Linked DNA regions of Mus musculus: all the other regions are linked to region 3. The links are chromatin loops, found by intact Hi-C in ENCODE. Cell type or tissue: left cerebral cortex. All regions are shown on one strand.

Region 1 (5,000 bases), 310 kb after region 3:
CTACTGGTCTCTGCCTCTTGAGTGCTGGAATTAAAGATGTGCACTACCATGTACAGCTAGTTTTGCTTTGGCTCTGAAAATCATACCTAGATACTTAGGCATGCTAGACAAGCACTTCACTAAGCTACATTCGACCCTTCATATGCATTTAAATCTTTAAAAACTATGTGGTATTTCCTATTAGACAATTTTCCAGAAGTTTCCCTTTATCAGTGGAATTTTTTTCATTATATTAAAACCCTAATTTCAGAAATTTTGTCATAATTTATTTGCTCTAGTGACTCATTCAATATTTGTAGCATAACTGTTCAGGGTGAGATGTGAACACACATAACACAAGAAAATATATATGAGAAGAAAGAACATGACCTTAAGAAAGGAAAGCTTGGGCTGGAGAGATGGCTCAGCAGTTAAGAGCACTGACTGCTCTTCCAAAGGTCCTAAGTTCAATTCCCAGCAACCACATGGTGGCTCACAACCATCCATAATGGGATCTGATGCCCTCTTCTGGTGTGTCTGAAGACAGCTACAATGTACTTACATATATAAAAATAAATAAATCTTTTTTTTAAAAAAAAAAAAGGAAGGCTTATGTTCAATTGAAGATGATCAGAATTTATTTTTGCAAAATTTTTCTTACTGACAACCAGGCAATACCTTGATGAAAGGAAAAAGCAAAATGTTTTTCATTGAGGTATTTCCCTAGGATGCAAGACTAAGAACAACTTAATGGTTTGGAATTCTGAGTGGGCTCTTTTAAATATGTGTAGACAGTATATAGGAACACAAATTAAGTATTGGGGGGAACTCTGATTAGACAGTTCTCCTGTGGAGCAGATATAGAAACTGCTGCACAGTCCAAGGACTCTATTGAAGAAAAGCAGAAAGGAACTAAAATCAAACTAATAATCTGTGCTCTTTTTCATTTTCCCTAACTAGCTTTTCAATACACTTCTTTGTAATTTAATCCCCAGGATCTATAGAAATGGCTCAGCAGTCAAGAATGTGTACTGTTCTCCCAGAAAACCTGAGTTCAATTCCTAGCACCCACATTGGGTGGCTAACAACCAGTGTGTGTGTGTGTGTGTGTGTGTGTGTGTGTGTGTGTGTGTGTGTGTGTGTTGGTTTCATTTGTTTTTCAGTGTGACATACTTGCTAGTTATCTTGTATCGCAGACTCTTTTTCCCATTGTCTCTCTAGTATCACGTAATGTTTTATCTCACCAACACTTGGTAGGCTTGGATATTCTTTTCATGAGTTGTTGAGGTGGTGTTGGGGAAGTTAGGGTTTTCTCGGAAGTAAGTAATAAGTGTTTCTTTATTGCTTATCACTACAAGTGGTTGCTTGGAAAGGGTTTACTGATTAGGATACCATCTTGGGAATCCCTTTTGACATTTTCCTGTTTCCATGAAGCACAGTTTTGTGGAGTTGCTGGTTCTTTGAGTTTATGCTTCTAACCAGAGCATCTATTGGAGCTACTAGTGCCGTCAGTGATGAGGACTAGCAGATGGATGTTTGGAAGTGGTCCTCATCTGTATTAGAATCTGCATAGGGGAGGAGATGTCCCATGAGGTATAACCATGTTCCCTTTAGTTATGTTCAGTTTGGCAGGCACTCTAGACTAAAGACTATCTTGCAAAAATAAAATCATTAGAATAATCTGATTATGTCATTGTAAACTTTCTATGTTCATTTCATTTATCTGAATTCTAATTACCTTATGAAAACAGAAGAAAAAAGTATTGTATTAAAAAGAGATAATACTTCTCAATTTTTAAAAGCTTTTTCTTGATATGCAGGGGGGTGGGAGGGAGACATTAATGTTTTAAAGGCAAGGAAATGGCATTTGAAGCCTGCACAACATAGCAAGACTTTGTCTCTAAAAGAAAAGGGAAAGAAGAAAAGGAGAAAAGGAAGGAAAGAAAAGAAGAAAAAACACAAAAGCATGAAGGAAAACTTTCAGCAAATGACAGAAAGTCAATCTGCTAAATAGGATTGCTCTTATATCTTTAAAGACTCATTTAAAAGCCAAAGAAAATGAGTTTATGATTGCAAAGTTAGCTTTTAAAGGGTTTGTTGAAATTTCTAATCATTTTATGTAGGTCTTAAATATTTATGGATGAATATTAAGTTAGTAAGACTTAAGACATGACAGCTCTTCAGCCTGCTGAGGCCATGTGTGTATCAGAATTTCTCTCTGGTAACCTGACCTCACCTCTGACTTTAAAGGCCGTAGAAACAAACACTTCCCTAGTTAACAAAAAAGAAATGGAGAACAAAGGTTGGAATCCTGGCCCAGATATATATGTAGTTAGTCATTTATTTGGGTGGCATCAATCATTAGGACCTGCCTGTGATGGGTAGGGGGGACAGTAATGAGTGTTGCTAGCATCTTTGGTATGGCTGTCCTGTGTGTGCATATTTGTTTTGCACATTTGTTGAGAAGCATTTTATACTCCAGATTTCTGTGATCTGCTGATCCTTGTCCTAAAATTTAAGGCTCTGATAATGGCCTTTAAGTAAAGACAATGTATACTTTCTCTTAGCAATTTCTGGTAACACAGCAGTGTATGCTTTGACTTGTCTGCCCTCTACTGGAGATCTGTGATAACATTGACCAGTGTCCTCTGGCTTTAGGGGAAAAAACATGTTTTCCTTTAAAGACTCATTGCTATTCAGTCAATATATTTATAATTTTACTCAGGTTTTCAAAATGCTGACAAATACCTCCCCAGGGTCCCCACGTTCAGAGCTCAGGCCTCTGCAATTTATCATTTGGAGCCTACCTCAAAGCAAGCTCGGGTTTCAATTCACTACTTAGCTCATCACAGTCCCTAACTGTATTTCTGCTAGTCTTCCTTTTTCTTAATGTCAGTCGGTCTCCTCAAGATCTTTACAACTGGAGTCAAAGCCCACTTGTCTTGTGAACAGCATTCCCACAGTGATAGCTTTCTGAATTGCTGGCTTGTCCTTCTTTTGCCACACATTTACACTGTGTGAGAAGTTTGGGATCAGCCTGGTGTGGTGGTGCACACCTTTAAACCCAGCAGTCAAGAAGAGGTAGGCATATAGATAAAATTTCAAGGCTAGTCTGGTCTACATAGAGTTTTCCAGGTCGACCAAGGCACATTGTGACATCTTGTCTCAAAATAAAAAACATTTTTGAATCAGAGCTTGTGATGTGGCTCAGCAGATGTTTGCCACACCAATGTAGTGACATGAGTTTGAGTCCCCCAGAATCCAGGGAAAGTGGATGGAGATAACCCAACTCTATAAAATGTTTTCTGACCTTCACACACATGCCATAGCATAGGCATACACACGCGCACACACACACACACACACTCACTCACACATGTGCGCACTCGCACACTAATAGCAATAATAATAATAATAATAATAATAATTTTTAATATTTGGCTTGGTAGTGAAGGTGCATGCCTTTAATCTTAGCACTTGGGATACAGAGGCAGGTAAGTCCCTGTGAGTTTGAAATTAGCCTGATCTACAGAGGGAGTTCCTGGACAGCCAGGGCTACACAAAGAAACCCTCTCTCAGGAAAAGAAAGAAGAGAAGAGGGGAGGGGAGGGGAGGGGGAGAGGGAGAGGGAAAGGAAAGGAAAGGAAAGGGAAAAGGAAAGAGAAAGAAAACTAAGAAAGAAACAGAGAGAAAGACATTTTAACTCTTAAAATTTATTTTTATTTTATATGTACTGTTTTGTCTTTATGTATGTCTATTGAGGGTGTTGATCCTGAAATTACAGTTATTAGCTGTCATGTGGGTGCTGGAAATTGAACCCATGTCCTCTGGAAGAGCATTCAGTGCTCTTAACTACTGAGCCATATCTCAAGCCCCAAGAAAAATTTTTTTTCTTTTTTTTAAAATTTTATTTGTAATTCATTTTTACACTTCATATTCCATTCCCCGCCCCTCCCCTTCCACCTTCCAACTGATCCACACCCCACACCTCCTCCCCACCATACCCAGTCTCCACATGGATGCACCCACCCTCCACCTCATCTGACCTCTAAACTCCCTGGGGCCTCCAGTCTCTTGAGGGTTAGGTGCATCTGAATGAGCATAGACCTGGAAGTCCTCTACTGTATGTGTGTTGGGGGCCTCATATCAGCTGGTGTATGCTGTCTGTTTGGTGGTCCAGTGTTTGAGAAATCTTAGGGGTCCAGATTAACTGAGACTGCTGGTCCTCCTACAGAATCACCCTTCTCCTCAGCTTCTTTCAGCCATCTCTAATTCAACAACAGGGGTCAGCTGCTTCTGTCTATTGGTTGGGTGCAAACATCTGCATCTGACTCTTTCAGCTGCTTGTTGGGTCTTTCAGAGTGTGGTCATGCTAGGTCCCTTTTTGTGAACTCTCCATAGCCTCAGTAATAGTGTCAGGCCTTGGGACCTCCCCTTGAGCTGGATCTCACTTTGGGCCTGTCGCTGGACCTTCTTTTCCTCAGGCTCCTCTCCATTTCCATCCCTGTAATTCTTTCAGACAGGAACAATTATGAGTCAGAGTTGTGACTGTGGGGTGGCAACCTCATCTCTCACTTGATCTCCTGTCTTCCTACTGGAGGTGGGCTCTATAAGTTCACTCTGTTGGTCATTTCATCTAAGGTCCCTCACTTTGAGTTCTGAGAGTCTCTTACCTTCCAGGTCTCTGGTGCATTCTGGAGGGTCCTTCTAGGAAACTTTCATTTTTAATAAAATATTTAATTAAAAATTTGAATCCCCTCATCAGCTGCAGCACTTGGGAGAGTGAGCCCACACATTCCTAGGAAGCACACTGGAACTGGCCCTTGTGACGTGGGTATGGAAGAGATGGCCCAGTCCCTAGCCACCTTTGGCAGGTGAGAGAGTTAGCCTGTCCCCAAGCCTGAACAGCATGGTAGAGCTGGGCCTGATACCATGGGCCTGGGAAAGCTGACCTGCTCCTTACCAGGGCAGTGCTGGAGAGTTGGCCATGGTGGCATGGGTGCAGGAGAGCTAGCAGGCTG
Region 2 (5,000 bases), 320 kb after region 3:
TGTGTTTGTTGACCTCTGACATTCTCTCATAGGAGGAACATGGAAGGTCATGGGACTCTCACCTGAGTATTCAGACACCTTTCCCAACCAGTTGTATCCAATTCTGCCCTAAATAGTCTCAAGGTCTCAGGGACTGTCAGGTGGAAAGGACCAGGGGTCTCTGTCAACACAACCGTGGGTGAGTCATGGGTGAGGGTGTGGCAGCCCCTCATCCATTGCTGTAAGCAAGCTTAATAAACCATTGGTTCCCCGATGAACTTTGGTAGAGCAATGCCTCAGCTTGGGATTGCAGGAGGATGGGGTAACTTGTCTATATGTATTTTATGTTCTCTATATTTATATAGGCATAATATTTTTATATTGTCTCTATATAGACATAAACAGTCTCCTCCAGTGAAGGAATTTTAGCAATACTCAATAGACACACATGTTGCCCTCCATAATAATACAGTTTTTAATTAAAAAACCCGAGGAACTGATTATCAGTAGAAAAGATAATATTACAAGTGCACAGTAAGCACTATAAATAGGTAATACTATATATATGTATATGTATACATATATGCAGAATAAGGATTATAGATAGAAGACACCCAGCGAAAGCTCCCCACAGCAACTCAGTTTCCTCTGAGCTGGACTATGCCTCTTCAAAAGCTGTTGACTGAGGACATTTTATTTTTCAGAATTGCAATTGTTTTAATGAAATTTGAATCAAGCTTTAGTCTTTGAGGAAGCAGCTGATTTAGTTGTTTTGGTTTTACAGTTCCAGTGTTGGGCATATTAGACAAGCATTCTATCACTGGTATGTCCCCAGCCTCCCTCCACTTACCCCCTTTTAGACAGGTTCTCTCCATGTAGCTTAGGCTGGGCTGGAACTCTATTGTATCACAGGCTAGTCTAAAAATTAGGATCCTCTTGTCTCTGTCTCCCAGGATCATAGGCGTTGTACTAGTTTATATTTTGTAGTAATTTAAGGAAAATATTTAGGCTAAACAGATTTCAGCAGTTAGGAGTAAGTACTGCTTTTGCAGAAGACCTGAGTTTGATTCTCAACTCCCACATCTGGCAGCTCACAACCATCTGTTAACTGCAGAGCATTAACACATTCTTCTAGCCTTCATGAGGACCTGCACTTGGATCTCACAAATAATCTAAAAAACAAAATGCTTCATAAATAGCGGGTAACTCACAAAAATTTCCTGTTGCTTCAACTGATAGGCAAGAAAGCTTTATTTAGGTTTTCTTTTAATCCTGTCATAATAGGAGTAAGATATGACTTTGACTTCATTTGCAATTGTTGCATACTTTAACTTATTTTTACTTTACTAGATGTTATATTTTTATAAAGTATGAATAGGTTGAATTTTTGGTCTGGCTCCTGATTCCAGCCAGTATCAACATTCTTTCTTGGTGTTCTGTCCTGTTCCTTGTGCCCACATGTTCAGCTAGCTAGTCACCAGAATTGGAAGAGGTGCTTGAAGATGACTGCAGATTCTTTGCTGCTGCTTCCCCAGAAGAGGAATCTAGTTCCTCTCCTGGAATCTGGGTTGTCCTTTAATGCATCAAGAGAGTGTAACATAGTGGCATTACACTATTGCCAGCTCCAAGCCTAGCATCCTTTTAGAGCCCTGGGCTGCTATGCAAGAAGCCAACCCTGAAACTACTCTCCTTTGAGGGGGCCCAAGCCATATTAGAGCTCACATTAGGCACTGCAATGTACCTTCAGTTTTACAGCCATCCAGGTCAAAACAACAGTTGTGAGACTGAAGCTGCTTGGATCTTCATGTATTCGCTGTACAACAGCACTGAGTGAATAATAAGTATTGAGTGAACACCCAGCTAAGTGCTCCTGGGATTCATTTGTTACAAACCAATTAATAATCTATGCAACTGGTTTCACCTCCATTTTCTTTGCTCCTAGGAAATAGGCTAAGCTTTCTCTTAACAAGTAATCCAAACACTAGGAATGGTACCTGTATTAAGCAGAGTTTTCTAGAGATACAGAACCAACCGAATTCACACACACACACAAAGCATGTTCATAGACGTATATTCTCTGGTGCAACACAGCACACAGGACCAAGTTCTCAAAACAGTAGATGGGACGTGTTAGCAGTTCCAATCTAGTGCAGAAAGCCTGAGAGCTCCCTGGAGAGCCACTGGTCTATAAGGAATGACTGAAGACAATGGAGTTTGTTGTCAGTAGATGGCAGCAAATATAGATGAATCATTCAAATAGAAATGAGCCGGGGCAAGCATTTGCTGCTTTCCTCTGGCTTCTTCCTTTTTCAACTGGGATGCCATTTGGGAGGGACCGTCCACACTTAAGAGTGGATCTCCCCACTCCCTACTTGCTCTCACATGTTAGTCCTCTCTGTACACATCTCCACATTCACTCAGATGCCTTTCACCAGTTCTAGACACCTTTAAATCCAGCCATGGTGACAACCAGTAGAGTTGTCACAGTGCCTTTACATCCTCCTGCTTCCACAGACCAGAAGCACAGCACTATCTTTAGTTCCAAAGTGCACACTTCCTCTTAAAAGGCCACTATTGATTTTTTTCCTGACACCCCCTAGCCCCCCCCCATTATTAGTTTATTGCCAAGGGCAGAGAAAACTGATAAATTATATCTACCATATCTAGTTAATGGATAATCCAGTTTCCTGGCTATAGAGCTGTCATGGTAGGATACCTAGCATTGTGGAACCATAACAGTAAGACTACTTGATAGCTTTAACCCCCAATTCTACCTTTGTTCCAGCAATGCACAACTACTCAATGCTCCTCAAATGTGAAACTTGTTTCCACTTATTCTTGTAAAAGTAACTTTTATTCTCCTATAGTAATTGTCATCTCTTATTTTTACTGCCTTTTTCTGCTAACCTAGGCCTAGTCCTAGAAGCCTCTAGCCTCTATAGAATCTTATCTAAGCCTAGAATGTTGTCACTGCTAAATAAGCTCACCCTTTCTAGGTCTTTCTGAACTCTGGCTGGCTAGTCAACTCAGCTGTTCCTGGCTCAAAACTTGGCTTTACATTAATTGATTCAATCTGGCTTCTCTCAGCTTCTCCTAAATTGCTCTGTTTTGTATAATACAAACTTTGGCAGTATATTCTGATCTTTTGGCTCCTTATTCTCTGGTTTGTTCTGTCTTCACCTGTGTCTACCATGTTCCCTCTCTGAAACCTCTCTTTATAACTGTCCTGGTAAAACTGCCTCCTTTCTACTTCCTCTCTCTCTGCACTGCACACTTAAGTAGCTTCCCTTTCCTCTCTCCTTTGAGAGTTGGGCAGATCCTATTCTGTCAAATATTTCTCTGATTCATCACTTTGTTTGCCACCAATTAGATATCACTTTCAAACATGGGTGCTTCTTTCTACAAACTAAATTTATCTTCATTGTTTGGGATTCAGGGTAAGTCTGTATTCCTGCCAGACAAATTAAAGTTGTGTGCTAATGCTGAGCCATATCATGACTAGAAACAGGTCTTTTTTTTTTTTTTTTCCTTCAGTAAATAACACAATCTTGAGATACACAGTGTGATCAGATAGCCTGTAACATTTTCGGTTCTTTGTGCCTCTGCCTGAAATAAGTCTGCTTTTACTACTTGACAAAACTTTCTAGTTCAAGCCCAACGTAAAAGTTAACTTAGCTAAAACACTTTCCAATCCTAGAGTTATTTCTTCCTCTGATGCTTCTATGCTATACTGTCCAACTTTGCTTTGGTCCAAGTGAGGCAATTAACATTTTTAATAGAACTTTCTCCTTGAGTTACAATGTGAAATATCCAAGGATAAGGATCAGTCTTATTTACTGGCTAGAAAATAAGACATTGGTGAGTTGATATTGAATGTATGCATACAGAAATAAAAACAAGTAAATTGTTTGCTTAGCCAAAAGGAAAGCCTTAGGGCCCAAATCACCTCCTGAAAAAACAAGCAACACAACAAAGTTCTTCAAACTTGTTAAAGCTAACAGGTTGCAAATACATAGTCCATACTTGCTGGAAATGTATAACCAGTTGGTTTTAAGTGTTTGCCTATAAGAAATCTCACTAGTTAATCACTACAGCCACTTGATTTTGCCTCTTCCTCTAGTCCCATCTTGTACCTAGGGCACTGTGATGACAGGTGGGATTAGGCATGGTTCTTGAACTAAAACAAAACAAAACAAATCAAACAAACAAAAAAAAACCTTACAGTTTAATGGTGAAAGATAAATGAAGAACCCACTCATAACCTAGAAACAGAACTGGATGGTGCTAGAGTAAAGATAGAATTGGAGGGAAACAGATATTTCCAGGTGATAGAAGAAATAGCATTAATGTCTGGCATTTGAAACCAACTTTGAGCTGGGCAGTGGTGGTGGTAACACCTTTAATCCCAGCACTTGGGAGGCAGAGGCAGGCGGATTTCTGAGTTCGAGGCCAGCCTGGTCTACAGAGTGAGTTCCAGGACAGCCAGGGCTACACAGAGAAACCCTGTCTTGAAACACACACACACACACACACACACACACACACACACAAGAAACAAGCTTTGAAGACTGGTGTGAAGATTAAATGATTATTATATTCTGTATATATTGATTAGTGGTGGAAATTACTACAGTGGAAATTATTCCCTAACCAGTTTTTTCCCAAATAACCACACAGAGACCTTTTAATATTTCAAAGCCTTAGGCCTTGGCTGGGTACACTCTCAACTAGCTCACCTGTCTTAGTCAGGGTTTCTATTCCTGCACAAACATCATGACCAAGAAGCAAGTTGGGGAGGAAAGGGTTTATTCAGCTTACACTTCCATACTGCTGTTCATCACCAAGGAAGTCAGGACTGGAACTCAAGCAGGTCAGAAAGCAGGAGCCGATGCAGAGGCCATGGAGGGATGTTCTTTACTGGCTTGCCTCCCCTGGCTTGCTCAGCCTGCTCTCTTATAGAACCCAAGACTACCAGCCCAGAGATGGTCCCACCCACAAGGGGCCTTTCCCCCTTGATCACT
Region 3 (5,000 bases):
GAGAGAGAAGCCTCGTGAAGACACATATGCTTCTAATTCCAGTGCTAGGAAGAAGTACCAGTTAGCCAAATAGTCGAGAGATTCTGTCTCAAAAACCTCTTTAGAGCAACTGAGAAAGACACCAAGATCAACCTCTGGCCTCCAATTCACCCCCACACACAATGTCTCCGTTCCCCCCCACCAACACATACAAAAAGCAAACCAAAAAAAAAAAAAAAAAAAAAAAAAACCACACCAAACAAACAAGCAAACTGGTTCAAAGCCTGATGCTTGTATAATTCCAGCACTAGGAAGGCTACCTCAGTCTGGCAGTAAGTTTTCAAAGTCAAGACCAGCCTGGACTACACAAGCAGATGTTCCTTGAAAACCTGAAGGTCGCATCCCCCTGACTCCTATCTATAAACGCCCTTGCTAGTTTCCACATCAACGGCTCACACCCTCCCTCCTTTTAGAAAAGCCCAAGCAGTCATTAAGCATGCACAGCAAGTGCCGCTCACATCACTAAAGCGACAAGTATTTTATTTCAACATTTCCAAGTTGCTCATGAGGCCCGGTGGTAGAAGCACATTGTTCAGGTGCCAGGCAGATGCTCTGTAGAGGTCTAGCATTATCACCGTTGGCCCTCCTGTGAGGGCGTGGTGCAGCCTCATGGGCTGCAGGGGAAGGACCACTCCCTTGGGTAAGCTCTGAGAGGAGTTAAGATGATGGGCACGCCAGTGAGAGGGCAGACTGCTGAGGCACCGGCAAAGGAGGCCGGGGGTGGGGGTGGGGTCCAGGGAGGTGTGGTACTTGGATGGGGCTGCTTCTCAAAGGTAGGGCTCACGAGAAGTGGCTGAGAAGAAACCAGAAAAAAGTGACCAAGACAAAGTCCACCTACACGTTTCCTGTCATTTCCAGAGCTGTGCCCAGTCCTCCTTCATCTCTCTCCTACACCCTAACGTGGTCAGCCCACTAACATCAACTGAGCCTTCTCTGGCACCCCTTCTTTCCGCTCTATCTTGATTAGCTAGGTCAGCCTCAGGTGGTTGCTGGGGAGATTCCAGGCCTACTGTGGTGGACATCCGAAACAAGAGATTCCCTGAGAGGGAGGGGTGTGGTAGCCATTTCCTGGGCCTAAGAAGAAGCCCACAAGGAAGGGAGAGCTTCCTCTTCTGTCACGGTGTAAACAGAACACAGGCAGACAGACAGATGGCACCGAGAGCTTCCGGAGGGAGCTGCTGGCATTCACAAGGCTTTGTCCTGGCCGTCGTTGGGTTTTGGGAATCCAGCTAGTCTTCGTGGTGATGGTGGTGGCGGCATGTGTGTGTGCATTTAATGTGTGTCTGTTGCCGTGGAGGCTGGCCGCGTGTGGCAGCTGGGCTTCCGTGTCTCTGGGATGGAGCTAGCGAGTGAAGAATGCCTGGCAAACCTCCCCTCCATCCAAGTCTCCTCAGCCCTTCTGCCGGCTCTGTAGCAGCGTTCCCTAGCCCAGTGCAACGCCTTTGTGGGTGTCTGTCTTGCATTTCCTCCCTGTGTCCCTACCAAGTGTCAGAAACGGGAAGGAAGGCAGGATGTGTGGGAAGGCAGGGCGGCATTGCCAAACAGCTCTGCAGGCAGAGGGACCAGGTCTGCTGAAGGGACTGTGGGACAGACTGGGCTAAGTTGCTCCTCCAGAATTGCCTCCAGGGCAAGAGGAAAAAAAAATAGTTGGAGGGAGGCTAAGTATGCACTCTGGCCAGGGGGCTGTGGGGAATGAGGTGTGGGCATGGTTTGGGCAGCTGTTAACAGTCCTCAGCAGGGAATAAGAGATGAGACCACCTGAGGCTAGTCTCAGCTGAAGTGAAGCATCTGCCGAGAGCCTCTCCACACCCACACACACCAGTCTGACCGGACCAGTGCTATCATTCTCCAAGACAAGGCCTAGGACACTGTGGTTAAGAGTCTCGTCCAACCCACAAGCAGAGGGTTTGAGCCTCTATCTATCTCATCCTGTTCAGAGAAATGTCACCAATACTCAGCGCTCACAATGTGGCAGTACTACTAAGTAAGGGGAGGCAACCGGGCAGGAGGAGCAAGGCCCTGGGAAGGTCGGCAGTGAGCCGGTAAGACTGAATCCGCATGGGGACGGTCAGATTGGAGACGGGAGTCTTAGCTGATGCTCAAGTCCGCCCTGCTCCTCTGTCTGCCTGGACCCCTCCTCAGAACAAACTTGTTCTTGGGCAGCCTTGTGTCTGCACAGGAGTTACAGGCACGGAAGGGAGACAGCAGACACGTGTGTTCATTGAAAGGGAGGGGCCCAGTGAGGACCCTGGGACCCTGGGGTTCTCCGGGTCATGGAATGGCCAGGCCTGCCTAAGGTCAGCTCCCCCAGCCAGTCCGCTCCCCCACATCGCTAGGGCCGCTCCTTGCATTCCCGGCCCTGGAGCCTAGGTGGCACCAAAGCCTCGTACTGGTGATCCCTGCGGCCGGGAACCGCCCACACCTGCGGACAGTGAACCAACCAGCCCTTCCTGGTGCCAGCGCAGCCCAGCTGCGGCTTCTGATGTCTGGGCTCGAGCCCCTCTGGAACAAAGGGGCGCCGGGGCTTTCTCGCAGACACCGAACTCGCCATTACTACCTCTTTTCTAGCTCTCCCTCACTCGCTTGGCCGGATGAGAAGAGACAGGCTGGCCGGCCCGGGTCCTGACTTCTCTGCCTCAGACACAGTCCAAAATAAGTAACATATCTGCTCTTTAAAAAAAAAAAAAAAAAAGCTCCCGTAATTTTGGTGAAAAAAAGAATGTGATAACATTAAATTCATTTTTAAGCTGTGTGTGTGTGTGCGTGTGCGTGTGCGTGTGTGTGTGTGTGTGTGAACAAAACAATCTATATAGACTTGAAAACAGTGCTCCTGTCGAAATACTGAGCGGCTTGAAAGGCTGGTAGTTTGTCCAGTGCCCAACCCCACAGGCACAGGCGGGTCCGCGGACCAACACCGATGTTCTCTGCAAAATTTTCCTCCTGTGGCTAAGTAGCACTCTCAGATCCTCCCGGGGGTGCTTATTGTAGGCTGCTATCGGGATGGGGAGGTTCCCGACTAAGCTCGCATTCCACCTAGAGAACCCAGACAAAGTCAGGAGTCCTTGGAAAGACGGTCCGCAATCGGCTGTGGTCAAGAAAGAATGCTCTTAGGGAGTGACACGGAGCAGGACCTTAACGTAATTTAGGGCAGATTTGGTAAGGGCAGAAGTGAACCTCGTTTTGTACAGCATCCTCCAGCCACACTAGTCCAAAAGCAGAAGAGTCAGATCCTTCGCCCTGCCCTGCCCTGCCCGGCCCTGCGCCCTGGCTGCTGTATGTGCAGGAATGAGTGGGGGGCTCTGCCGCCCTCCCACCGGACAGGGAGCGTGGACCCCGCCCCTCCCCCCCCCCCCTCCAGCTGCGGTAGCAGAGAAACAAAGTTCTTCGGTCTCAAAGTGACGCAAAAATTCTTGCGGAGCTCTTTGGCGGCGGCTATCTAGAGATCAGACCATGTGAGGGGCCGCAAGTACAAATAGCGCGGCGGGCGGCGCCACTCCAGCGGCCGCGCCGGTGCCTCGAGGGCGCGAGGGTCGAGCCGCCTCCGCAGCCCGGGACCCGCCGCCGCGCCTCCCGCAGGTGGGTCGCTTTCCCTTTCTTCTTATTCTTTTTTTCTCTCTTTTTTTTCTTTTCTTTTTTGTCTCTAACCCACGCTTCTTTCTAGAAGCCCTCGGTCCCCGCGCTTGACTGCCTGGATTTCGGGTGCCTTTGTCTGCACCGCGCAGGGTCCTTTCGAGGGACCCGATGGAAACCCTGGAGACCCAGAGCTGGCCCAGCGCAGCCTCGCTTTTTGGCAAAAGTTGCTGTAGTTTCCAGCCGTGATTCCGTGCTTGGGCTTTACTTTTGAGACAAGGGCTGGTAGGTGGCTTTATGCAAAGACGCTGGCAGACACAAATGCCCAAATAACCAGAGAAACCTTTGAGAGACACTTAAGAGGGTCAAGCCTCTCTCTGTGCGCTCGAATGGTCTCACTGCGGAGCGCGAGCCGACTCAGACAGCTCACAGGCCATTCAGAATTTATGGAAGTACCAGTGGGCTGTGCTATACTAAAGTGTGTAACCAACAGTTGCTGGAGGCGGGGGTGTTTCTAAAAGGCTGGTTGGTGGCCCGAGATTTTTTTTTTTTCGCGTTTGTGTGTGTGTTGCATATTGAATTATTCTTTTTAGTTAAGAGTGCTCAAGAATTTGAAGGGTGTGTATGTATTTTTATGATCATTTTTTTTTGTCCAGAAAAAATGAACCAGGTCAATGGATTATTTATGGACCTGCTAGCTCTCATCGTAGTAAGGGGAGAAATCAAATATTTAATGTGTTTTCAGTTACATGGGAAACATGTCTGAGAAAACAACAACACTGGGGTTTGTTTAAAAGTAATAGAGAGCCAAGACAGCGTTGGAGGCTGTTGGATGGACATGGAGGGGGAAACAGCTCTGACTATGGCCCTTCACTTTTTCGTGGAGCTGTGGATAGCTTCCTTCTCCCACCCTGGTCCCCAGCGAGAGGTACTGCTCCAGAAAAGGCTGATGGGCGGGTTCTTCTGCAGTGCAGGCAATATCTTACTTGTTTTGGGCAGCTGTGAGGCTTGAATCCAGGGTCTTTTGTACCCGGAGCAGACATCGTACCACTAAGCTACATGAAAAGTAGGGACCTAGCCTGGCAGTTAATCTCTGAAATCTCCTGGGTTGGAGCCTTGTAGAGACTTTGCATGGTAAGAAGAGAGAAAGAAAGACTGACTCTGCCCTGTGTGCTAAGGCATACTTGTACTGTTCAGGCGTTCAAGGTTGTCTTCAGCTTCTTAGCTAAGTCAAGGCTAGCTTACACAAGACCCATTTCCAAAGCAAAACAAAGCCGACCACCCCCAAGCAGCTTGTTCATTTGGGTATGGAGCTTTCCTTACTAAGCCTGAACAAGAGCAAGCTGAAACTCCTCCTCAGTAAACCTGGGATTCATGACACTCGGTTGGCC

What was found. Hi-C counts contacts between places; a loop is a spot of excess contacts. Peaks named below come from ENCODE experiments on the same cell type or tissue, not always from the same donor. Only the 100,000 strongest peaks of a DNase experiment are listed, where the experiment ranks them.
Region 1: a loop joins it to region 3, with 2.2 times the contacts of the local background. A loop is called at or near these places in 6 of 42 quality-filtered maps.
Region 2: it touches region 3 in a loop (2.3-fold over the local background); 6 of 42 quality-filtered maps call a loop at or near these places.

Annotation. Positions count from the first base shown.
Region 1 is chr11:77,306,163-77,311,162 of GRCm38, forward strand. All of the region lies in intron 1 of Ssh2 (slingshot protein phosphatase 2), which reads left to right. Among named protein-coding and RNA genes, the nearest start is that of Gm24989, 64 kb to the left of the region's middle. In left cerebral cortex, CTCF peaks have their summits at 507 (motif pointing left) and 2,589 (motif pointing left); a DNase peak (open chromatin) is centred at 2,594.
Region 2 is chr11:77,315,672-77,320,671 of GRCm38, forward strand. The region is part of intron 1 of Ssh2 (slingshot protein phosphatase 2); the gene reads left to right. Among named protein-coding and RNA genes, the nearest start is that of Gm24989, 73 kb to the left of the region's middle. In left cerebral cortex, a CTCF peak has its summit at 2,208 (motif pointing right); DNase peaks (open chromatin) are centred at 984, 1,474 and 2,208.
Region 3 is chr11:76,995,061-77,000,060 of GRCm38, forward strand. Slc6a4 (solute carrier family 6 (neurotransmitter transporter, serotonin), member 4) reads left to right here and starts at 3,537. Exons shown (of 14, transcript NM_010484.2): 1 at 3,537-3,615. RefSeq lists promoters at 1,382-3,587, 3,009-3,587, 3,243-3,587 and cis regulatory regions at 1,493-1,514, 1,592-2,531, 3,009-3,459, 3,009-3,242, 3,436-3,443. In left cerebral cortex, a CTCF peak has its summit at 2,410; DNase peaks (open chromatin) are centred at 1,374, 2,437, 3,023 and 4,104; H3K4me3 peaks cover 1,336 bases.